3 separate regions of the Homo sapiens genome follow, and regions 2 and 3 are each linked to region 1. The links are chromatin loops, found by intact Hi-C in ENCODE. Cell type or tissue: MCF 10A. All regions are shown on one strand. Each heading gives the region's core, and the rest is flanking DNA. Links, peaks and the distances in the headings are about the cores only.

The links. A loop is a pair of places that touch in the nucleus more often than their neighbours do. Peaks named below come from ENCODE experiments on the same cell type or tissue, not always from the same donor. Only the 100,000 strongest peaks of a DNase experiment are listed, where the experiment ranks them.
Region 2: it touches region 1 in a loop (3-fold over the local background); 11 of 110 quality-filtered maps call a loop at or near these places.
Region 3: it touches region 1 in a loop (3-fold over the local background); 3 of 110 quality-filtered maps call a loop at or near these places.

What each region holds. Positions count from the first base shown.
Region 1 is chr1:41,041,667-41,049,516 of GRCh38, forward strand. It overlaps SCMH1 (Scm polycomb group protein homolog 1), which reads right to left. Exons shown (of 16, transcript NM_001394311.1): 11 at 7,024-7,224; 12 at 4,741-4,932. It overlaps SLFNL1-AS1 (SLFNL1 antisense RNA 1), which reads left to right. Exons shown (of 4, transcript NR_037868.1): 4 at 1,449-2,224. Among named protein-coding and RNA genes, the nearest start is that of SLFNL1, 24 kb to the left of the region's middle. In MCF 10A, for the core only: no CTCF peak of the experiment used is centred there; a DNase peak (open chromatin) is centred at 4,285.
Region 2 is chr1:41,118,903-41,126,752 of GRCh38, forward strand. The region is part of intron 6 of SCMH1 (Scm polycomb group protein homolog 1); the gene reads right to left. Among named protein-coding and RNA genes, the nearest start is that of SLFNL1, 100 kb to the left of the region's middle. In MCF 10A, for the core only: a CTCF peak has its summit at 4,368 (motif pointing left); a DNase peak (open chromatin) is centred at 4,469.
Region 3 is chr1:41,428,679-41,436,528 of GRCh38, forward strand. It overlaps LOC105378678 (a long non-coding RNA gene), which reads left to right. Exons shown (of 6, transcript XR_007066029.1): 2 at 1-4,623. Among named protein-coding and RNA genes, the nearest start is that of EDN2, 52 kb to the right of the region's middle. RefSeq lists enhancers at 3,962-4,071, 4,759-5,390, 5,489-6,273. In MCF 10A, for the core only: a CTCF peak has its summit at 4,253 (motif pointing left); DNase peaks (open chromatin) are centred at 3,903, 4,213 and 4,433.

The DNA.
Region 1 (7,850 bases), core at 1,254-6,253:
TCAGAGCACATCCTGATATTTCAGTTTTTATTTGGCTTTAACCACTGTGAATCTTGGGATTTGGGCAGGAGAACCACTTTATAACTAACTCACAAGACCAGGATGACAACTGGAAAGAAAGGCACAAGGAACCAGTGTCATGGGCAATGAACCACTTCCTCTAACAGAGAGGAACCTGAGAATCCCAAAACAGCAGACTCAGAGTTTAATGCTGGGTAGATTTCAATTACAGCTAAACTTAATAGTCACTGGGACCAGTGAAATCAATACAATCTCCTGCTTAATACTGTCCTAACAATCTCCTGCCTCATACTGAGCCACTGCACCCGGCCGGGCCTCTTTTACTTAGTCTTCACAAGCCACTTACTTGATCTAGCCACATGTATAGTTCTGCTCTGACATCACCTCCCCCAGGAATCCTCCCTTGACCTCTTCTTTCACCATACTCCTGGCTCATCATGCCTTGCTGGGCCAGAGTACCTCTGTGCTCTGCTTTCACCACATACATGTTCATATTGTCCCTAATACTGAAGGTAGGGACAATATCTTTGTCACCATTCTCAGTATTTTTTAGGGTGCCAGAAGGGGCTTTTTTTTTTTGAGATGGAGTTTCGCTCTGTCATCCAGGCTGGAGTGCAATGGTGCGATCTCAGCTCACTGCAACCTCCGCCTCCCAGGTTCAAGCGATTCTCCTGCCTCAGCCTCCCAAGTAGCTGGGATTACAAGCATGCACCACCACGCCCAGCTAATTTTTGTATTATTAGTAGAGACAGGGTTTCACCATGTTAGCCAGGCTGGTCTCGAACTCCCGACCTCAGGTGATCCACTTTTGGCCTCCCAAAGTGCTGGGATTACAGGCATGAGCCACTGTGCCTGGCTGGGCCTCTTTTAGTTTTCACCAGCCTCTTATTTGATCCAGCCACATGCATAGTTCTGAAGAAGAGACTCTGCTCTGACATTGCCTCCCCCAGGAATCCTCCCTTGACTTCTTCTTTTACCATACTCCTTGCTCATCATGCTTTGCTGGGCCAGAGTACCTCTGTGCTCTGCTTTCACCACATACATGTTCACATATCTCTACCTGTCTCAGCTCTTTGAGCACAGGGATGGAGTCTGTCTCACCTCTGTCTCCCTAGAGTCTAGTATAGAATCGGGCACAGAGTAAGTATTTGTAAATATTTGATGACCTAAAGTAAAACAACTGGCCTGGATTATTCAAAATGCCAATGTCACGTCGTGAAAGATAGAAAAAAAAAGGTGGATAACTGTTCTAGATAAAGGAAACTAAAGAGACAGGAGAATTAAATGCAGTGGATGATCCTTTATTGAATCCCGGATTAGGAAACAACAGCTATAAAGGACATTAGTGTGACAACTAGGGGAAATTCTAATATGAACTACATAATAGCTAATAGTATATTAATTAATTTATTATTATTATTTTTCAGACGGAGTCTCACTCTGTTGCTCAGGCTGGAGTGCAGTGGCACAATCTTGGCTCACTGCAACCTCTGCCTCCTGGGTTCAAGCAATTCTCCTGCCTCAGCCTCCCGAGTAGCTGGAATTATAGGTGCACACCACCATGCCCAGCTAATTTTTGTATTTTTGGTACAGATAGGATTTCACCATGTTGGCCCAGCTGGTCTTGAACTCCTGACCTCAAGTGATCTGCCCACCTTGGCATCACACAGTGCCGGGATTACAGGCATGAGCCACCGCACCTGGCCTAGTAGTATTTTATTAATGTTAAATTTCATTAGTTTTTTTTTTTTTTGAGACAGAGTCTCGCTCTGTCGCCCAGGCTGGAGTGCAGTGGCGCAATCGCTGCTCACTGCAAGCTCCGCCTCCCGAGTTCACGCCATTCTCCTGCCTCAGCCTCCTGAGTAGCTGGGACTACAGGTGCCTGCCACCACGCCCGGCTAATTTTTTTTTTTTTTTTTGTATTTTTAGTAGAGATGGGGTTTCACCATGTTAGCCAGGATAGTCTTGATCTCCTGATCTCACGATCCACCCGCCTCAGGCTCTCAAAGTGCTGGGATTACAGGTGTGAGCCACCGCGCCTGGCCTCATTAGTTTTTATTTATGTTAAATTTCTTAATCATAATAATACTATTATGTTCCTTATTCTTAGGAGATAAACACAAAAGTATTTAAGGATAAAATCTCTCATCTGCAGTTAACTCTCAAATGGTTCAGTAAATAAATGAAAAACATTTTAAATATACAGGTATTCAACAAGTATGTATATTTATATGTGTATATATAGTTAGGAGAAACAGACGAAGTAAATACTGCAAAAAGTGGTAAAGATAGGCAAAGAGTTCATGGTTGCTTATTGTTCTATTTTTGTAACTTTTCTGTAGGTTTGAAATTTTTAAAATAAAACATTGGAGAAAAAAGTAGTAGTCTCAACTTAGGTAGGAAAGCTTAATGGGATATGAAATCTCCCTGAGCTTTGGGTGACTACCTGCTATATCGGAAGTGCATGGTCAGTTGGGCCAGGACTCTAAGTGGTAGGGTAGTGTGGAGACAAGGATATAGGAAAGGGGGAGGGCCAGTAAGCACCCAGATAACAGAGGTGGTACCTATGTATGTCTAGCAGAAGCGTGTAGCCAGGCAGAAGGGCAGGAGTCATAAATACCAGATCCAAAGGGCAAAGCAAAAGACAGCTCTTGTACAGATCGAGCTCTTTGGCAGAGGTTTAGGTAAGTAATCAGAAAAACACAGGAAATGATAATATCAGAGGTGGGGCAAAGGGTCAGTAAGGCAGGCAAGCAGGCAGGAAGGCAGGCAGGCAAGCAGGCAGAAAGGATACACTAAGAAGCACAGAGGAATTAGAAGTTTAGGCAAGGCTCTGGCTTGTCTGGGCATAGTTAAAGGCTAATTTCAGGGAAGCAAATAGAAACTAGAGTGAGAGCAGACAAGTTGCTGAGCACCCACGATGAGAAACAGCTTAAGAGCAGAGGAGGACACAAAAAGTGGGCTCAATCTGTCTGAAAATGGGGAAGGGAGAGGTAGCAGCTAATGGCAGAATGTGATACCTTGGTCTTTGTTTCTCTTAGTTGGTGAGGCAAGAAGAGTCTGGCTAAAGTTTGCTTCCTCTTATCTAGTGGCTGAATCAGAGAGATGTAAATTGGGGCAGAATTCCCAGGAAAGGTCATGCCCCGGTCCCAAACCACTTTTGGGACTGCAGGCCCATGAGGTACATCCTTACCAGTCTCTGAATGCTGCTACCAGTATGTTTCTCTCACTTCTTAATGATGGCATTCCATTTAAGAATTCGGAGTTCCTATTTCTTTGAGAAATCTCTTTTTAAACTAGCAGCTACATTCATGGATGTGCTAACCCCCATTCATGCATCCATTCTTTCAGAATCCCAGGTAGGCCTAACTTTCACGTCTGAAATGTAGATCAGAGTTCCTGAATGCCTAACTGGAGGTATTTAAAACTTGCCTTTGTCTGGACCAGCTCTACCATGCCCAGTCCAGACTCCCAGTGCAACATTCTAACTGCAAGTCAGAATGCCTTTTTCTTTTCTCAGAGACTCTGGTACTGAAAGAAAGCAATCTAGCATGGGTTAGGTGAGGAGAAGTTCCCTCCATAGAAAAGGATCAGCCAGGGGATCATAGAAATGGCTGCAGGGATCAGATGGTCTGGCCCCCACAGAGTATTTAAAATTCAGGTATCTTTTTGACCTGCTTGCAAGTCACATAAGCAATACGGATTTGGGTACAGAAGTATCTATGAGGGAAAGGGGGAAGGAGAATGGGGGAACAGTCACTTCCCTGGGCACATTCTCTAGAAGCAGTGCTTTTATCGGAGGTGATTCTGTTAAGACTATGATGAAAAGACACCAGGGAAGGCAGTGTGGGAACAAGACTTGTTTGTGTAGAGGAAGGTCGGAAAAGACACCTTTCAGACCTGTGCCCTCCCATCAACAGACAGCACAGCACTCACACTGGCAGCACCCCTCCCTATTTCTCTGCTCAGGACACAATCTGCAGGGCTTTTTTAAGGGCCTTTCCTCCCTCTCAGTAATGACCTACCTTGCTATGTTTAAGGCTGAGCTTTTCTTCCCTCCCTTGTTCTGTGTCCTGGGTTCCAGATGAGAGACGCAGAGTTCCATTGAATCTTTAATCTCTCTCGGAAGTACTTAGTCACTGATTTGGCCACGTGGCATCTGCTTTCCCATTGTGGGTCTGGTATGTTAACTAAGAAAGTTATTTTCCAGCCGAGTTAGAAATAGCAGGAACTTGAATTGACTTGCTAGACTGGCAGTGCTGGAAGTTAGGGCCATGTGCCAAAGGAAAGAATAGATGGCCAATCACCAGGGAGCAAATTTCTCAATCTGTAGCCTGAGACTAAACCTTCCTGCTGGCAAGGGAGATGTGTGTTAGGCCTTTGCTGCCAGGTTCACACTGGGAGACGTTCTGTGACTTCTTGGTGGCTCCACATGCAGTCTGAAACTCAGAAGGGGAATTGCGAACCACCTTTTATCTAGGGATAAGGATCTAGAAGAAATAGGGGTGATCCTAGAGACAGAAAACAAAATCCTGAAGAAAAAGTAAAGATGAGAGGAGGCTGAGAAGTCTCAGATATGGCAAAGGTAAGGGACAGAAAAGCAGACCTCTAGATAGTAGGTGCCAGGCCAGTAGTTCTGAAGGCTGACCCTGGGCCCCTGCAGGTGCTGCTGCTAGCCCTGTCCCCCACTCTCAGCCCAGGCCCCATCCCAGCTCCTACCTGGTAGGTACCTGTCGTGGCTGTGGCTGTACTCTATGGCAGTGAGTGACAAGTGAGTCTGTGTAAAGGGCTGGTTGCCAAACAGATTGTCACTACGAAGGTTGTGGCAGAGTTTCTCCAGGAAGCGGAGGACGTAGGTGATGCTGTTGACTGCTGGGAGGTTGAGGGTATGCTGTTCCCGGTCAAACACGGCTGTGGAGTGAGTAAACAGGGCCAAGCATGTCAGCCTGGCAGTGGAGTACAGCGCTAGGCAGGACGAGTCCAGCCCACTGCTTGTCTCAGGCTTACCTGGTTACACAAAGGGAATCAGTGCCCCACGTTTCCTCCCTCCCTCCCTTTAACTCCCTCCCTCGAGGGCTTTGATTTTTGCCTCCAACTGTAAAGGGCTTGCAAATATGGGAGTGGCCAGGCCAGGTCTGTTGCACCCTGGGCTCTGGAATGATTTTATTCAACTTGTGAAAACAACTGTGAACATAATTCTCTCTGCTCCATCACTTGGTTGGACCTCCCCCAGGAAATCTGCTCATTTAGGGTGCTATTTTCACAAGAACTGCCCAAGAACAGAGAAGCTTGGCAGAAGAGTAGAATATAGCCATAGCCAGCAATGGTATGGGTACACAATTTCTGATCTACATAAGGGCACTAGAATTTTGGCAACATTTGGAACTGTTTCATGCTTGGTGTTAGTTTACTTCCTATCATCTTTTTCTATAAAAATGTATCAGTATAAACCTTAAAAAGCAAAGACCTGTGTATTTGTCTCTGAGGGCAGCAAGGACATGGGGATTTGGGGAGATAGGTCATTCTCAAGAACCAGTTTTGAGGCAGGAGAAGAACCCCAGAGAGGGTATAGGAGAGCAGCTAAAGAGAGGCAGTAAAGAAGGCCAGGTTCCTACAGACCATTACACAGAAACAAAGAAGAGACCAGGGAGTAGGCTGGGCCTCAGAAGGGACATAAGGCTTAATTTCCCAGGCACTTCCCAGTCTTTTTTTTTTTTTTTTTTTTTTGAGACGGAGTCTTGCTCTGTCACCCAGGCTGGGGTGCAATGGCACGATCTCAGCTCACTGCAACCTCCGCCTCCCAGGTTCAAGCAATTCTCTTGCCTCAGCCTCCCGAGTATCTGGGACTACAGGCGTGCACCACCATGCCTGGCTAATGTTTTGTATTTTTTTTTAGTAGAGACAGGGTTTTGCCATGTTGGCCAGGCTGGTCTTCAACTCCTGACCTCAGGTGATCCGCCCACCTCAGCCTCCCAAAGTGCTGGGATTACAGGTGTGAGCCACCGCACCTGGCCAATTCCTAGTCTTCTATAAAAATTCCCTGCCTGTCTGCTCCATCCTCCTCACAGCCAAGTACTCCCTAGTCTGGGTTCCCACACCACTCTGTATACATTTCCCTATTACAGCACTTCTCACAGTTAGCTATGTATATTCTTTCTTTTTCACTGGTATGGAGCCTAAGCTGTCATCTTCTATTCTCCCCTTCTCCTGACCAGTGTCTGGCAATCACCTGACACATAGTAAGGGTTCAATAAATGTTTGCTAAAATAATACAGTCTGGTTATTTATGGAGTCTTCCATGCCAGCGGGGTTTCCTGAAGCTGGTTATTACAACCTGCTAGGGAGGAGGGGCAGGGGAATATGGAATAGCATCAGTTAAGACTGAAAGGCTCTAGGTCAAGTCTTCATAGGTTTAGTGGCTAAACAGGATTTTGGATTTAGGAAAACTGAAACAGAATCAGGACACAGGAGAAAAAATGAGTATTCTGTGAGAGCAAAAAACACTGTGTCACTGAATCAAACTCTCATAGCAGTAAAGAAAAAGGAAATGACTTTTCCCAACCACCCTGGGATTTAATTCTCTTCTTCTGGGCCTGGTTTAGGACGAGGAAGCTAAGGAATCAAAGGAATGATAGAGGAGTTCAGTGGTTCCTGAAACCAGGTGGGAGGCTGCAACAGTCTGGAGAAACCCTCCTGCTGCCACAACATAGCCCCCTCTGGATTCTTTCTCCTATACTTTCTGTACGGACAGGTCAATCAGGTAGATGGGGGGAATCAGTTTAGAGGCTCACTGAAGCAGAATCTGTGGGTATTCTCCTTGGCAGAGGTATGCATAAGGCTCAGAGGGGCTCTTGGGGGGTTGGAGATGAGGAATGGAATACCTTCACATTTTTCCAGAGCCTGCAGGTATGAAGTGGGAACCAGGATGCCTTACAAGAAATCAACCAGTTGAGAAGGTGGGTCCTTCTGGCTGGGAGGCAATATGAGCCAAAGTGTGCTTACCTGAGATAACCTCACCACCATGGCCTTGCTTGAGGAAGCTGAAGACGGTTTTCTGGTGATAAGCACAGTCGATACAGGCCTGGACAGCCTGCTGCAACACCACAGAGGCACGGGCTGGTCCAAAATGGTCAGGGAGTTGCTGGACCTTCTTCTTATCTAAGTGGGGGCCTGTGCTGCCATTCTTGTTCAAGTAGATACAAACTATGGGAGACAAAGAATCAAAGAAGCTTCAAGAGTCTCTGGGATAGAGAAGTCAGAGAACAGCATCCTATTCCATCTTTTATACCTTGGCCTCTGGTTCCTAACAGAATTCCTAGCAGCTGAGCTGGTGAAATGCTGTGGGAGGTAGAGGGTGGAGGGTCAAGAAAAGGCTGTGCCCAGCTACTGCCAACCCAAACTGCATGATCAAAGTCTGTGGGAAGACTGGAAGAGTGGCCCAGACCAAAGGCCAAGACACAGAGTTTGCACTTTGTCTTCTGTGCACTGAAAAGAAAATCTAGACAATTCCCCTCTTGTACGTACTTCCATTTTTTTGTACTTGGTTGCCTCACATATTCTTTGTACCTCTTACCATATATGTGTAAGGCACTGTGGGGCAATGGCAATATTAGCAAGGGCATATGTGTGTGTGTGTGTGTGTGTATGTATGTCATTGGATTTAGAATAGTTGCACCATTGATCATTTGCCTTGCTTTCTGTTTTGGGCCTTAGGGTCCCTTTGTTATCTTCTACATCAACACTCATGCCCAAAGAATATAATAAAAATTTTAAAAAAAATTGGATTAAAAAAAAAAAAGTTGGGCTGGGCGTGGTGGCTCACGCCTGTA
Region 2 (7,850 bases), core at 1,970-6,969, 78 kb after region 1:
CAGCAGTATCTGATGTTATTGAGCACTTTACTGTTCACTATGCCAATCACTTTCTATTGACTATCTAATCCTCAAGACAGCCCTAGGAGGTAGATATTATCTTCATTTTATAGATGAGGAAACAGGTACAATTTATTTGAAGTTAAATAAATTGCTTAAGATTTCAAAGTGAGCAAACGAAAAGACAGGATTAAAATTCAGGCAATCTGACTCCTGAGCCCACACTTTAAAACTGGCAATGTATGGGTAAAATGAAAAGGGAAGATTCAGCTTTTGGAAAAAAGTATCAATTAACAACTGTAATTAAAGTTAGGAGGAGGAGGTGACAAGGAAATGCAAATAAAAAAAGAGTTACCACTCCATACTATTTAAACTTTTAGTCCCAAAGCTGGCTAGGCTAAGCCAGCCTTCCCAAGGTAAAGAGATTTCTTGGGACAGCCCATCCATATCAACAGCAATGTGGACTTTCCTATCACTCAATCTAAAACTGCCATCACTTCCTTTTTGCTTGCCCAGCTTTTTTTTCCCTTTAGGGCAAAAAAAAAACAAAAAAAAAAAAACCCCACCGTAACTCCACATGATTTGGTGGGCACGTCAACCACATATGTGGTCCTTACCTACCTGGCCTTGGGGTAAAACACAATGCTGTTTAAGAGCATCAAATTCCCCTAGACCAAGAGTGTATATGTGTCTATGTCCCATGTTAGGCCAGTTGTTTTTTGACATGAGATTGACGTTGGAGAAGAACATCTTTCTTTGTCTGAGAACATGCCCATAAGGATGTTTGCAGTTTGGGCACTGCTACATGGAGAACAGACCTGAGAATAAAGCCAAAGTACAGCATGGGATGGAGACACATAATAGTGTTTAAAACCCAGTACTCAGACACTCAACACCAGATAAATCCTTGGACTTCTTGGTTATATGAGTTAATAATTCCTGCCTCCTCCTTTTTTCCCTCTCTAATCTGGTTTGAGCTGGGTTTTTAACTGCTACTCTTCTTTTGACAATGGTTTAAAAAAATTAAATCCCTCCAGAAATTCAAGCGTGGTGTTTATGTGGGAAAACAACTCTCCTTAGGTCAGGGAAGGGCTGAAGCAAGCCAAACCCAGAGCAGCTTTGCCATGAGTGGTTTGGTACACCTATGGATAAGGTAAAGCAAGGCACTACTGTTTTAGAGAAGTGGTCTATACACCTTGGTATAGGGAGGCCTGCACAATTAGAAAATTCAGGTTTAATGCCTATAGTTATCAATGACTAGAGTGCCTAGCCATGTAATTCCCAATTCCATTTTTGAGGTAGGGGTTACTGGGGGGTTTCTATCTCATCTGAAGCTTAAGGAGCTAAAAAATCCTCTCAGCTTTGGAAATCATTACAATATTATCATAATAGTTAATATATATTGAATGCTTACCATGTATTAAACATTTTATATGCCATTTCTTACTCAATATTTGAAATAACATGGGCAGGCACTATTATTATCCCTACTCTACAGATGATAAAAAATGAAAACTCAGAGAAGCAGCTTGTCTAGGGTCATGCTAGTAAATGCCGGAGACAGATTTCAATATATGGTGGTTGGATACCAAACTTTGTGGTTCTTTACTATGTTTCACTACCAGCAGGATTCTTCAAGAGTACAGGGGCAAAGCAGAAATATTTTGAACCCAAGAAATTGCTAAGGTATCTTATTCCTCAATCCGCTAGGTGATGTGGGACTCTATCCCTTCAAATTCAAGTATATCCATAATTTACCTCAATATTCTTGGGCAATCATAGATAGTAGATAATTTTAACATTGAAAGGGACCTCAGAGGCCATGAAGTACAAAGATCTTACATTGCAGATGATGAAACTGAAGTCCAGAGAGGCTAAGAAACTTGTTCATGGTCACACAAGCCAATCTTACACTGTCAGGCTGGAACCCCAGGACTTCTTATTTGGTTCTCTTTTATTACACTATGTTTATTACACTATCTCTTTTATTACACTATGTTGCCTCCAAAAGTTAACATTTATTGTACACATATCATGAGCCAGCTCCTTGTGCTAAGCATTTGCAGTGGATCACTACTACTATTCTGAATCAGATACTAGAGGAGTAGCAGTTTCTGGTGCCAGACTGCCTGAATTTAAATCCAGCTTTGCCACTTACCAGGTACATAACTTTTGGAAAATTACAAAACCTCTCTCTAGCTTCAGTTTCCTCAACAACAGCATGGGATAAGAATCAATGGGTTGTTCTAAAGATTAAATAGGCTAATACATGCAAAGGACTTAAAACACTGCCTGGCATACAGGCAGGAGTTAGATAAACATTGGCTATTATTTTTGTAACTATAGATGAAAAAACTGAGGCTTAGAGAAATTAAGTAAAATATCCAAAGTTAGTAAGTTAGTAAATAGCAGAGCCAGGATTTGAACCCAACTACTCCGTCTCCAGAGCTTTCATAACTAATCATCACATTAATATCGTCAAATATTTTATCACTCAGTCCTACCACACTGTCTCTAGGTAAGAAGGGTTGGAGTCATAAACTTGTGAAAGAGAGAAAAGAAGGAAGATGAAAACAGTAATTTGAGGCTCTATTCAAATTAGGCAACGACCTAGGCTGTCTATAAGGAAAAGGACAGGTGGGTAAGAGGAAATCCTAATCTCTAAATGTAGAGCACCTCAGTGCTCAGTCATTGCTTCTGTCTTCTTCTTGGTCCCCACTTTCTTCCTGTTAAATGATGACTGTCAATTTATATATCTAGCCAAAACCTCTGCTCAGGGTTTCATGTTCATATATCCAACTACCTCAGTCTATAACTCTACTTGGATGTCTAAGAAAACGTAAAATGAATAAGTTTAAGACAGTACTCTTGATTCTACTATTCCCTCCAAACTTGTTCTTTCCTCCAGTTATCCCATCTCAGTTTAATAGGTGGCACCCCTTATTAAACCCAGGTGCTCAGACCTAAAAGACTAGAAGTCATCCTTGATTCTTCCCTTTCTATCACCCACCAAACCCAATTAATCAGCAAGTCTTGATGGCTTTCCCACTTAATATATGCTAGATCGACCCACATTTCACCATCTCTACTGCTATATTACCCTAATTTAAGCCAGAGTCAAACTTTGCCTAGACAACTCCAACAGCCTTCTAACTGGACCTCAGCCCTCTACTTTTGCAGCCAGAATAATATGGTTATGTTTTTAAAAATATAAATCAGGTCACATTACCTTATGCTCAAATTTCACAACACAAAACAGATCTAAACTCTTTATTATTCATGTTTACAAGGCTTACATGATCTGGACCTTGCTTACTCCTCATTACTCATCTCTTATCACTCCCTTGTACCCCTATTCATTGGTCTTTCTGTTCTCAAATATACCAAGCTGTTTCCCTCTGCCTCAAACACCTTTTAATCAACTCTTTACAGTTAGTTATTTGCTGAGACATCACTTCCTCAGAAAGGTGTTCCTTGACTACTTTACCCAAAATAGACTCCTAAATCTATCCTGCTTCCTTCTTATTTATTCCTAGCCCCTATCACCATCTGAATTTTCTTTTTAAAAAGTTTAATGTGTATGTCTTCTCCAACTAGAATACAAAATCCTTGATAGTTTTATTGAATTAAGGAAAAAACCCTCCATTTATTAAATGGGTGCCAAGAATTGATGAACGCTTTATTATGTTATTCCACTTAATCCACAAAAACAACATGGGGAAGAATTTATTAATCATCTTGCAGGTAAGGGCACTGAAACTCAACGTTACAAGTCAAGGTAAAGCAACTTACCAGTAGTCACACAACTAAGGTAGTGAGTGGCTAAGTTAATATTACAAAGTCAGATCTCTTTTAATTCCAAACACAGGCTGCAAGTGCTCTGTGTTTACCAAGGATTCATTTTTTAAAACTTCATAAAGAACCACTTCTAAAGTGCTTCTAGGTGCTCCCAAGACTATGGGACCACTGGATAAGCTAGGGTCCATCTCTTTAAACTGGCCAGCTGATGAAACTGGATTTAAGAGTGGAGCTGCAGGCCGGGCACAGTGGCTTTCACCTGTAATCGCAGCATTTTGGGAGACTGACGCAGGAGGATCACTTCAGCCCAAAATTTAAAGACCAGCCTGGGCAACACAGTGAGACCCTGTTTCTACAAAAAATACAAAAAATTAGCTGGGTGTGGTGGTGTGTGCTTGTAGTCCCAGCTACGTGGAAGGCTCATGCAGGATGACTGCTGTAGCCTGGGGATGTCGAGGCTGCAGTGAGCTATGATTGTGACGCTGCATTCCAGCCTGAGTGACACAGCGAGACTCTGCCTCAATACATACATACATACATGTGGAGCAGCAGGACTATAATCTAATCATAGTCCATGCCCTCTGGTGGCAGGTAACAGAAGAGCATTCACACCAGGAATTGATCAGTGACAGAAACATACAAAGGATTCCTTTGAAGTTACTGTATATACTAAAGCATGTGACCAAATTTGCTGGGTAAGCAGTTTACACTGAGATCGTGACTCACTTGACTAGGGGCCTCATTAAAGGCTAGCTTCTACTCCAGCTCAGTGACTCTCAAACTTGGACTGGAATCCCCTAGGGAACATTAAAGAATACATCAGATCCACTCCCAGAAATCCCTATTTAACTGATCTGAAGTTAAGGCCTAGACCCTGAAAATTTTAAGAGCTCCCTAGGTGATTTTAACAGGTAGCCAAGTTTGAGAACTATGCTCTAGACAGCCCTCTTTAGAAGAAACAATCACAGTATTAAGTAGAAGAATCAGTCAGTAATAACAGGGAGCTGTGAGGAGAAGAGTGGCAGCTTTGAGATAACTGAGGAGAATCATTCTACTCTACTACATGTTTTATCCTTGGAGGACTCCACTGCAAAAGAGTAATATCCCTTATGAGAACAGAACACACATACGTATACATATACACCATGCAAGATTTTAATGGAAAAGGATGCTCTTCCAGAGCAATGTTTTCCAAATATAGACCAGTTGTGTCAGTATCTCAGGAGAGCCATTTTGCCATGCAGAATCCCAAGCCCCATTACCTAGAGCTTCTGATTCAGCAACTCTAGAAAGAAGTCCAGAGAAGGCCTGGGGAACATGGACACACAAACATATGTACAATTATATATAAATAATTTTATTTTTTTAATTTTATTTTGAAAAGTTATAAACCTAGAGAAAATAGCAAAAACTATATAATGAACAATTATGTACCCTTCAACTAGATTCAACAACTATTACCATTTTCCCACATCTGCTTTTCATCTACATATATTAATGCTTCCACCCCTGAACTATATGAAAGTTGGAGATGTTACGACACTTCACCCCTAAATATATCAGTATATTTGAAAAAAGACATTCCCCTACAAAATTGCAGTATTATCACACTCAGGAAATTTAATTAAAAATATTCTCATTTGTCCCTAAAATGTTCTTTAAAACTGTTGATTTTTAAATACAGGATCCAATCAAGAATCACATACTGCAATTGGTTGTCATGTTTCTTCAGTCTCCTTTAATGTAGAATTCATGTATAATAGTCCTGTTGCCTTTTGTTTGCTTTGTATGACACTGACATTTTTGAAGAGTCTGGATTGTTTTACAGAATGTCCCACAGTTTGGACTTCTTCTGATCGTTTCCTCATAATTACATTCATGCTGAAGAGCTTATTTATTTATTTATTTATTTATTTATTTATTTTGAGACAGGGTCTTTCTCTGTTGCCCAGGCTGGTGTGCAGTGGTGCAATCATGGCTCACAGCAGCCTTCAACTCCTGGGCTCAGGTGATCCCCCTGAGCAACTAGGACTAAGGGTGTGCACCACCACACCTGGCCAATTTTTCTATTTTTTGTAGTGATGGGGGACTTGCTATATTGCCCAGGCTGGTCTTGAATTTCTGGCCTCAAGTAATCATTCCGCCTCAGCCTCCCAAAGTGCTGGCTCTGATTACAGGCATAAACTGCTAGGCCTGGCCTGCTAAAGAGATTTGATAAAAAATATTATACAGGTGATGTGGAGTATTTCTCATTGCAATACTGCAGGAGGCACATAATGTCAGTTTGTCTAATTACTGAAGATACAAAATTTGATCACATGTTAAGAGGTGATTGACAGTGTTCTTCACTGTAATTTCCCTTTGTAATTTACAGGCAATCAGTGGAGAGAAACTTTGAGACTGTGAACATCCTATTCCTCAGTATGTTTTTTTACCTAATAGTTTAAGCATTTATTGGTTACTCTTGCCTGACTCAATTATTAAAATAGTTGCAAAAAAGTAATTTTCTCTCATTCCTTCTATATATTTTTTTTAGACAGGGTTTTGCTTTGTCCCCCAGGCTGAAATTCAGTGGCGAGATCTCCGCTCACTGCAGCCTAGACTTCCCGGGCTCAGCTGATTCTTCCTTTTCAGCCTCCTGAGTAGCCGGCACTACAGGTGTGTGTCATCATGCCCAGATAATTTTTGTATTTTTTTGTAGGGACAGAGTTTCACCATGTTGCCCAGGCTGGTCTCAAACTCCTGGGCTCATGTGATCCACTCATCTCGGCCTCCCAAAGTGCTGGGATTACAGGTGTGAGCCACTTTGCCCAGCCTCATTCCTTCTATATTTATTGGCTGGCATTCTGTAAAGGAGATTTCTTCCCTCCAACTTTAATTTTTTTTTTTTGAGAAGAGGTTTTACTCTGTCACCCAGGCTGGAGTGCAATAGCATGATCATGGCTCACTGCAGCCTCGACCTCCCAGACTCAAGGGGATACTCCCACCTCAGTCTCCCAAGTAGCTGGGACCACAGATGCGTGACACCATGTCCAGCTCATTTTTAATGTTTTCCAGTAGAGATGGGGGTCTTGCCATGTTGCCCAGGCTGGTCTCGAACTCCTAGGCTTAAGGGATCCTCCTGCCTCAGCTTCCCAAAGTGTTGGGATTACAGGTGTATCAGGTGATTTTTAGAAACCAAAATCAAGGTGTCGTCATTGCTACTGAGATGTAATTGCTTCTAGGCCCTTTCAATGAACAGTGCTTGGAAAATACATATGTATATACACACACACATACAAATCATATGTTACATATATGTATTACTTGAATAGGATGCATACATATAAATATATTTTAAAGGCCAGAGTAGATACAGATATTCTCCAATTCAAATCCAATACTACAGGGTTCTTCCTCATCTTTTTCCATATTAGAATCTTATTTATTCATTTGCTCTATTTTCAATATCTGCAAATTAGTCTCAGATAACCATGCCAAAACCACAAACATTATTAAGAAGTCAAAATTTCTTTGCAGTCCATTTTTTCCTTAGAATATGCCCCATATTAAAGGTATACTGTGAAGGTTCTATGTTAAAATTTTATTTGAATTAATAGTTTTTTCAATGTGGTTATTACATCCATTTGATTCAGTTTTGTTTGTTTCTAATCAATTTTAGGGTTTGCTTTGTTCATCTTTTTTAGTTTAATTTTATTTATTAAGTAAAATACTTAGTTCAAAAGTCAAAAGAATATTAAAAGGTATTTTCAAAAGCCTCACTCTTATCCCAGTACTTTCTACCTTATTCCAAGACATGCCTAATGGGTGATCTTTTCATTATTTTCTGGCTTGACATTCCTGTGTTTCTTTTTACAAAAATAAATTTAAAATGCATACTTTCATATGTTATATATGTGTGCATATGTGTATACATACATATTTCCCCTTCTCTTTCCCAAAAGTTAGCGTATTATATATACTTTCTGCAACTTTCTTTTTTCACATTAATGATATATCTTAGAAATCACTCCATATTAGTTTACACAGATCTTCCTCATTCTATTTTATGG
Region 3 (7,850 bases), core at 1,970-6,969, 390 kb after region 1:
CTTTATTTCCAGCCACCATGAGAACAGAAGGTCTCTGGAGTGGGGACCTCATCTCTAACCCTGGAGCCTTCCACAGGGCCTGGTACACAGGCATTAATAACTGTGTGCCCAATGACATCATCCCCATCCCCATCACCATTCTCTTCATAGAGGCAGAAGAGCCATGAAGCGGCTAAAAACCAGGCCTCTGGGCCATACTGTCGGGCGCTGGGGCTGAATCCGGGACTCAACCAGTGTTTCCAAGCAGCCTCAGAGATAGAAGCAGGCAGGGCTGAGAACGCTGATTCCCCACTGCTCAAGCAGGCATCTTGATTTTGCCCAGAATTTAGGCTTTTTCTCTTAAATCTTTCTCATTCCCCTGTAAACACAGAATCCCTTCAGGATCTGCAGGGGAAAGGAAATTCATGTATAATGAACATCTCCTGTGTGCCTCGTGAGTTTGTTTGCTCTTCCTAACAACCCCATGATTGAAGCCCCTGCTTTACACATGAGGAGCCTGAGGCTCCTCAGAGAGGCTGATGCACTTGTTCAAGGACACACAGCTGGGAGAGATGAACCTGGGACTGCACCTCAGTGCTGTGCGACCCCAGGATCTTGGGGTTTGGAACTGGAGGAGTTCTGTGGAAGTTGGAGCCAGCATGTTCTGTAGAGCCAGAAACAGGCTTTGGCTGCCCCTGAAGCCTGATCCAAAGGTAGCGAGTTCCTCCACTGGAGGATACCAACAACATGCCGAGTAAGCTACCACGAAGCCTGTGCAGTTGACACGTGTTGGCTCCGTTCCAACAACTTTAGGAGGAGGGAACCATGCTCAGCCCTATTTACCCTGAAGAAATGAAGACTGAGAAGTCAGTGGAAGGCTCTGGGACAGAGTGGAATGAATATGCAGTGGAAGTAGTCATTACAGCAGTTCCAATGCGTGCGTCACTGCTTACGTGGGACACCGCAGTGGTGTAGCCAACCCTGGGCTCAGGGTGCTGCAAACAACACTCCACTTAATGTTTACAGCAACCCAAGGAAAGCCAGTGCCATTATTGTAGCCATTCTCCAGATGTAGAAATGGGTTCAGAAAGGTTAAGTAATTTGCACAAGGTTACACAGCTTGTCAGTGGCAAAAAAATGACAGTCACATGACCGACTTCAAGCCCCACGAGAAATCCCCAGCCGATGGGGCTGCTGCTTCTGAGATGAAGCAACTGTGAGCCTCTGTCAGGGTCAGGAGCCCCAGTCCTCTTTCTAGGGCCACTTGTGACGTCCCCATCCTTGTGGGCCTCAGCAGAAGGGAGAGTATCCCTGGGGATGTCCTCTGGCCATTTCAAGGACAAATTGTAGAAGGCTCTCGGTTTGAGGGGCCATCTTTCCTGTGACCGTCTCTGGCTCTCACAGGTGCAAAGAATCACCCTTTCAAGAGGGTCTTTGGATCTAGAACCTTCCACACTCCTCTCCCATCTGATCAGCCATACCACTCTGAAAAAGCAATCTGAAGGAAATATTTTAAAATTTGAGAACAGCTTTTGGCACAAAGGTATGCATCACAGCTTTGTGCAGAATAGCAGGAAACAATTTTCAGATTGTGAGCCATGGGATCAGCCTCTTGGAGGAGAAAGAACTTAGAATGAAAGGGAAATGCTCATGAAATCTTACATGTACTGAGCAGGAGACGACAGAGCACCATCTAAAGCACAGGGGTAAGCAAAGGAACAAAAGGATGTCAGCGAATGTCGAGGACGCTTGGGGTGAGACAGAGCTGGGGACTTTTCTATGTTTTTTCCTTATTGTCATATTTACCAAGTTTATTTAAACAAGCATTACTTTTATAGTGGGTCAGTGGGGAGAGAGATAGAGAGACCTCTATTTTATGCAACTAAAACCGAAACTGCTTCTGGATGCAGACAAGAACCAGGTGTGCCACCATGGCCAGGGTGCAGGCTCTCCCACTGCCAGATCCTGTGAGGCTGACAGATGTTGAATTTTCTAATGCTGCCCTTCTCTGAGGAACACTGGACATCTCAGTTAAAAATGTTGTACCTGGGTTGCCAGAAATTCTTTCCAAAGCACTTACAGTCTTACCTCAGGCTTGGCTGTGGGGCGTCTTGGCAGTTCTTTTGCCTGCAACTCTTGCACGTATTTTCCAAAGCACAGAATCGTTTTTAGTGGAAGTAGTAGCTTTCCCCTATAGGATCTTCAGCGCAAGGGCTGGGGAAAAGGTGGGCAGTGGGTGTGGCATTTCAGCTGGCTGATGTCCATATTCACATGAAGGGAGTTCATCTGATCCAATGGGCTTGACCAGGGAATTTAATTATTATTTGGGTGTACCAGGGCTGAGGGCCCTTTCCAAGCCAGGCCAAGTCTGCAATGTCCCCTGTGGCCAGGGGAGCCCCGAAGGTCCAGAGACCAAGGAAGGAGCCCAGAGCAGGCCAGGGTAGCCCCTGGTCCTGGGTCTCTTGTGCCCCCAGATGCTGTTTCTCCCCAGCTGGAGCTGGTCTGCTGAGGGCCTTCAGGAATCCTCCAGGGGTGCCCAGCACATCAAGAGAGCATCTCACTCTGGGCGCCTGTGTCCTTAATCTTCATGGGACCATGCCCGTGAGAAGGTGGAGGACCCTTCAGCACAGCCGCTGCCTGCCCCTGGGTGGGGGCTGATCCTGAGGGTGGGTCTTTGGAATGGAGCAAGTAGAGGTGAGGAGTGAGGGGGAAGGGGGTGTGCTCTATCCTGTGCTTTGTGATGAACTCCTAGCCCCATCCGAGGGAGGTGAAAACTGAGGCTTGGTACAAGAGACTTTCCCAAGATCATCCAATCTGCAGCAGAGCCAGAAACCCAGGACATGAGGTTTCTCAGGGGGCATCAGGACCCCCAAGTGCTCACTGTGGAAGGTTCTTCCAAAGCCTCCTTCTGGTCCTAGATGGGCCCATCATAGAGAAGGAATAGTGAGTCAGCTCTAGGCAGTGTGTACACTGGAAAGAACATGGGCTCTGGAATCAGATAAACTCGGTTTCTACTGTGTGATCTTGGGTAAGTCACTTAACGTCTCTGAGCCTTCCATTTTCTGTAGCTGGACACCAATACCAACCTCATGGGGTTAGTTTGAAGCAAAGGAGCTTTCCTGGGAATGACAGGGAAAGAGAAGTCATTGACACCAGGGGATACTCAGCCGGTCTCAATGCAGGACAGATGCTCCCAGGACACACCAGCGGGAGGTGCCCCCTGCCGGGGTCTGGAGGGCAGGACCAGCATGCCTCCTCCCCTGAAACCTCTGCGCCTGACATTGCCTGGCACGAGGCAGGGGCTTGATAAGTGTCCGCTGGTCAAATGGAGCGGATCTGGCAAGGGGCCAGCCCCATTCCTGGTGTTCTCCCTGCCTTCCTGGCTCTGGAGCCCCCTCCTGCTCCGAAGGCTCCGCTCTGCCATAAGCCAGGTCCCTACCCTGCCCTGTGTGGCTCAGGAGACGTGGACATCCCCGAGCTGGTCCAGATGCCTGCACCCCTGCTTTGCTCCTGGGGGAGGACTTTGCCTGTTTCTCATGGACGCTTACACCGTGCCAGAGGCTGGGCCTCACCTGCACGATCCCGTTAATGCCTCGCAACCCCACAGGGCAAGCGCCTTGAGGATCTTCACTCTACAGAGGTGGCAGCTGGAGCTTTGGAGGAAAGGAGTTGCTGCTGCGGACTGAATTGTGCCCCTGCTGCCCCCACATTCATATATGGAAGCTCTAACCCTCTATGTGACTATATGTGGGACGCGGTCTTTAGGAGGTAATGAAGGTAAAATGAGGTCATAATCCCACAGGACCGCGGCCTTATAACAAGAGGAAGAGGGACCGGAACGCTCTCTCCATGTGAGTGTACAGGGCAGGCCAGGAGGAGGGCCCGCTCCAGAAATGGCCCCGCGCCAGGCTGCCCAGCCGCCACCGCTGGGAGAAATGAGTTTCTGTTGCGAGCTGCCAAGTCTGCAGTACTGTGTTATGGCCGGGGCTGACCGTCACTCACCCAAGGTCACACAGAGAGGAGCAACCAGGATTCAAGCTCAGTCTGTTCTTGAGAACTCAGGCCTGTTCATGACCCCACAGTGGGTCTCCTGTGCTAGGGCTGTGCCTCAGTAGCCGGGTCTGTGGAGTGGGTGGCTTTTTTCTGCCCTGCTCCAGGGTCATGAAGCCTGAGTAACCTCTGACTCACCTCAGGCTCGGCAGGCTCCCTGCTGGCCATGGGGCCATTTCTGCTGCTGCAGCGCCCCCTGCTGGCCCAGACCACGTCTGCCTTGTGCCTGTCCCCTGGAGTTCGTTCCCCTCCCTCCAGATCTGGCTCTCCAAGCCCTGCCCCTTCCGTGCCATCCCTCAGGTTCTGCAGGGCACTGGCCACTTCTGCACAGCCAGGCCTTCCCACCCTACCCCCGAGATTCACACAGCAGGGTCCACTCCCTCCCAGGCTTGGCTTCCCCAGGCTGAGGGCTGGGCATTGGCACCCTTCCACAGACCACATGAGTCAGCTCCCTCCCCACCCAACAAGGCCAGTGCTGGCTCTGTCTGAGGTCCCTTTGTTCAGGTCTCTTCTGAAGAAAGGCACCAGAGGCTCCAGCTCTGGCCATAATGCCCCAGATGAAGCTTGACAGGAGAACTGGACACAACAGGCCAGGTGGGGATGGGACGCCTGGATACTGCCTTGGGCCTGAGTGGGCAGGGAAGAGGCAAAGATATGCTATCGTGGATCCTAGGCTGGCTACAAGGCTCTCAGATGCCAACCCACCTCCCTCCTGTCCTTTTACACTCCCTGGGCCCCCTGCCCCCTGCAGCCCAGGGCCCCTCACTGCCTCCTCCACCAGCTGCTCACTGAACCCCTTGCAGCTCTTGGAGAGGGCAAGCTGAGATTCTGGAGCCAGAAACTCCTGGGTCCTTTTCTACACTAACTCACTTTGTGACCGTCTTCTCTCTTGGCCTTCATTTCCTCAACTGTGCAATGGGAGCAGTGCACCCCTCTTGGGTGTGAAGGGCCCAGCAGAGGGCCCAGTGCAAAGCTGGCATCAGTGCATGTTTGTGCGATGGGCAGACGGGTTGGGGGGGTCAGTAGCCTTGACTACAGGGACAGGGACTCTGCTCACCTCCAGGCTGTCTTCCTTGCCTTTCTTTCCTTGAAGGGAGTGGTTCCCTCTGAGTGCCTATGCTAATGAGCTCCCTGCAGCCCCATCTGCATAAGGAGCTTCTGACTCGGTTTCTCTGGGTCAAGCTCAGGCCATGGAGGCATCTTAAGGTCAGCTTCAGGTGGGAAAAGTAGGTAGGGGTGTTGGGAGGCAGATCCAGTTCCAATCTTGATTTCACCAAGTTCTTATCGAAGAAACTCCTGGAAAACTGTTTTCCATTGTCTGAGCCTCAGTTTCATCTTCTGGAAAATGGAGCAATGACACCCTGTTAAAGGAGCTCCATGAGAAGGTGCAACTCAGAGTAGGTACCTCGTGCCCACACCCACCACAGTCTGGGTTGCATCTACACTTGCCCTCTCACCTCTCGGTCCCTAACTCCTCTGAGCTGCAGTAGCTCAAAAGCAGCTCAAACTCAGCTTATCTCACCCTCAGCTCCTTACCCCACCCTAGTAACTGCCCACCCTCCACTCACTGCACAGACCAGAAACCCAGGTGGGGTTTCCTTGATTCCTTTCTCTCCCTCAACTCCTTCCCTAGTCCCCAGACCCACAGCCCCAGAAGATTCCATCCTCACACACTCCTGCTGCCTCCTTCCTTGACTGCCCACTGGACTGGTGCAGGAGCCTGTTGGCGGTTCCCACATTCGTCTAGCTCCTTTCCAACCCTTTCCCCACACTGCAGCTAATGACTTTATCAGGCTCACATGTGGTTCCTTGCTGAAAATCCTGCAGGGGCTTCTCAGTGCTTTTAGGAGGAAGAACACATGTCTCTGCTGGAGGTCCTGCATTATCTGGGCCCTATGACGACCCCGTTAGATTTCAGGGCGCCTTCCCCTCACTTGGAGGTCCAGCCATCCTGGACTTCCTTTGTTGACCTTTCCCTCTGTCTGGAGTGTTCTTTCCCATCCCACCTCATTGCCTGGTTGCCACCTACTCACTCTCCAAATCTCAGCCCAGGCACAGCATCTCTAGAGAGGCTTGTCCTGAGCCCCCGGCAGGGTTGAATGCCTCTGCTGCAAGCTCCTGGCAGTCTGCGGCCTCTTCTTTGGGCCCTTTCTTGGTTATTACTAAACAAACCTTTGGGTGACCCTATGGCAGTCTTCTCTGTCCCACAGACCGCAAGCTCCCTGAGAACAGGGTTGCCTCTGTGCCTGCTTGCCTTGGCAGCTCCAATCCCTGCAGAGAATTTGGGATGAAACAGATGCTTGATAAATATGGTCATATCCTCCTTGAACCCCTGGAGGCGTTCATTCTATGTCCTGAGTTTTGCACAAGATGTTCAGGCTGATTATTGGTTGGAGAGCTCACGATGTGGTGGAAAGAATCTTAGTCTGGGATTTCTGGGATTCAGGAGTCTTGAGTTCTAGCCCTGGTTCTGCTGTGTGACTCTGGGCAAATCACTGCCCCTCTCTGAGTCTGTGTTCTCACCATAACATCAAGGGGCTGTATTGTGCAAGATCAGAGCAATCTCTTCCAATCGGATTGGTACAGGAAAATTTCTTGAATAAGACAGGGCCTGTGCAGGGTCTTGAAATAAGAGCAGGACTGAGTGAGGTGGAGAAGGAAAGGCATTCCAGATGGGAGGAACAGCATGAGCAAAGGTGTGAATTCCATGTGTGGCTGGATGGAGGGTGGGAGGTGAGGCCCGGGTGAGCAGGAATGGTGGGGAGCAGGGACTGAACTCCCCTTCCCAAAGTCCTCTGGGGCCCCCAGCTGACTAGGATCCCAGTCCCAGCTCTGAGAATGGCTGGTTCAACCTGAAGCTGCCTTAATTGCAAGGCCCCTCAATTATCCACCCCACCCAGCACCTCCCGCCTCTGGCGTGGTGGGTTAATTTCTGGCTCTCCAGAGTTGTCCTGTTAATAGTCTTGTCTTCCTGTAACCGACAGCTCCCTCATCAGATAGCGGCAAGGACGAGTCCTCCCGGGGGGAACCAGAGGCTCCTGCCTGCCGCCCTCTATGGCTAGGGAGATGGCGTCACCGCCCAGGAATGCTGCACCCAGGCCCCCTCCCCATTCCCAGCAGCTTATCTAGTCTGGAATCTTGTGTCTGGCTTTGTCATCTCCTGCCCTGTGCCGCCCCCTGCCACCCTCAGCCCACACAGTGTCCCCTAGAGCCGGCTCCTGTGGGGTTTTGGGTTAAAAGCCTGCCAAGATTGGTTTCTTGGTGCCTCGTTGGGCCAGGTCTGGAGCTCTGGCTTCTGGGGGTGAGGCTGGGTGCCGGCATCCTGGCTGAGGGATGGGTTGAGAGGCAGCAGTTCATGTGCAGGATACTGCAGGCTGGATTAGCAGGCTAAGATTGGGATGGGTGGGAACTTTTCCTGCCAGAAAGAGCCCGGGTCCCTGAAACAGTGGGGACTACGGGATGGGAAGCAGGGATTTCATCCTGAACAATCAGCCCACCCAGTGGGCCCAGCATCGAAGCAGTGGGGAGAGACTGGGTGGGTGAGATCAGCCAAGTGTTTGCAGCAGGTGCTGAGTCCTGGGGTAAGGTTTGCCCCTTGTGGTCACCTAAAATGAAGTGCCCATCAAAGGCAAGACTTCAAAGGCCACTGGTGCCAGAGAACAGAATTAAGGGCAGAAGGAATTCAAGGACTGTTTTTAATGGTACCAGACAGCTTAAAGAAAGGAAATGCGATGAAAAATCCCTAGAGCCTTAGCCCAAGGCATGGACCCAAACTCGAGAACTTTCTACGGTCTGGAAAAAGAATCTCATCTCCTATCAAG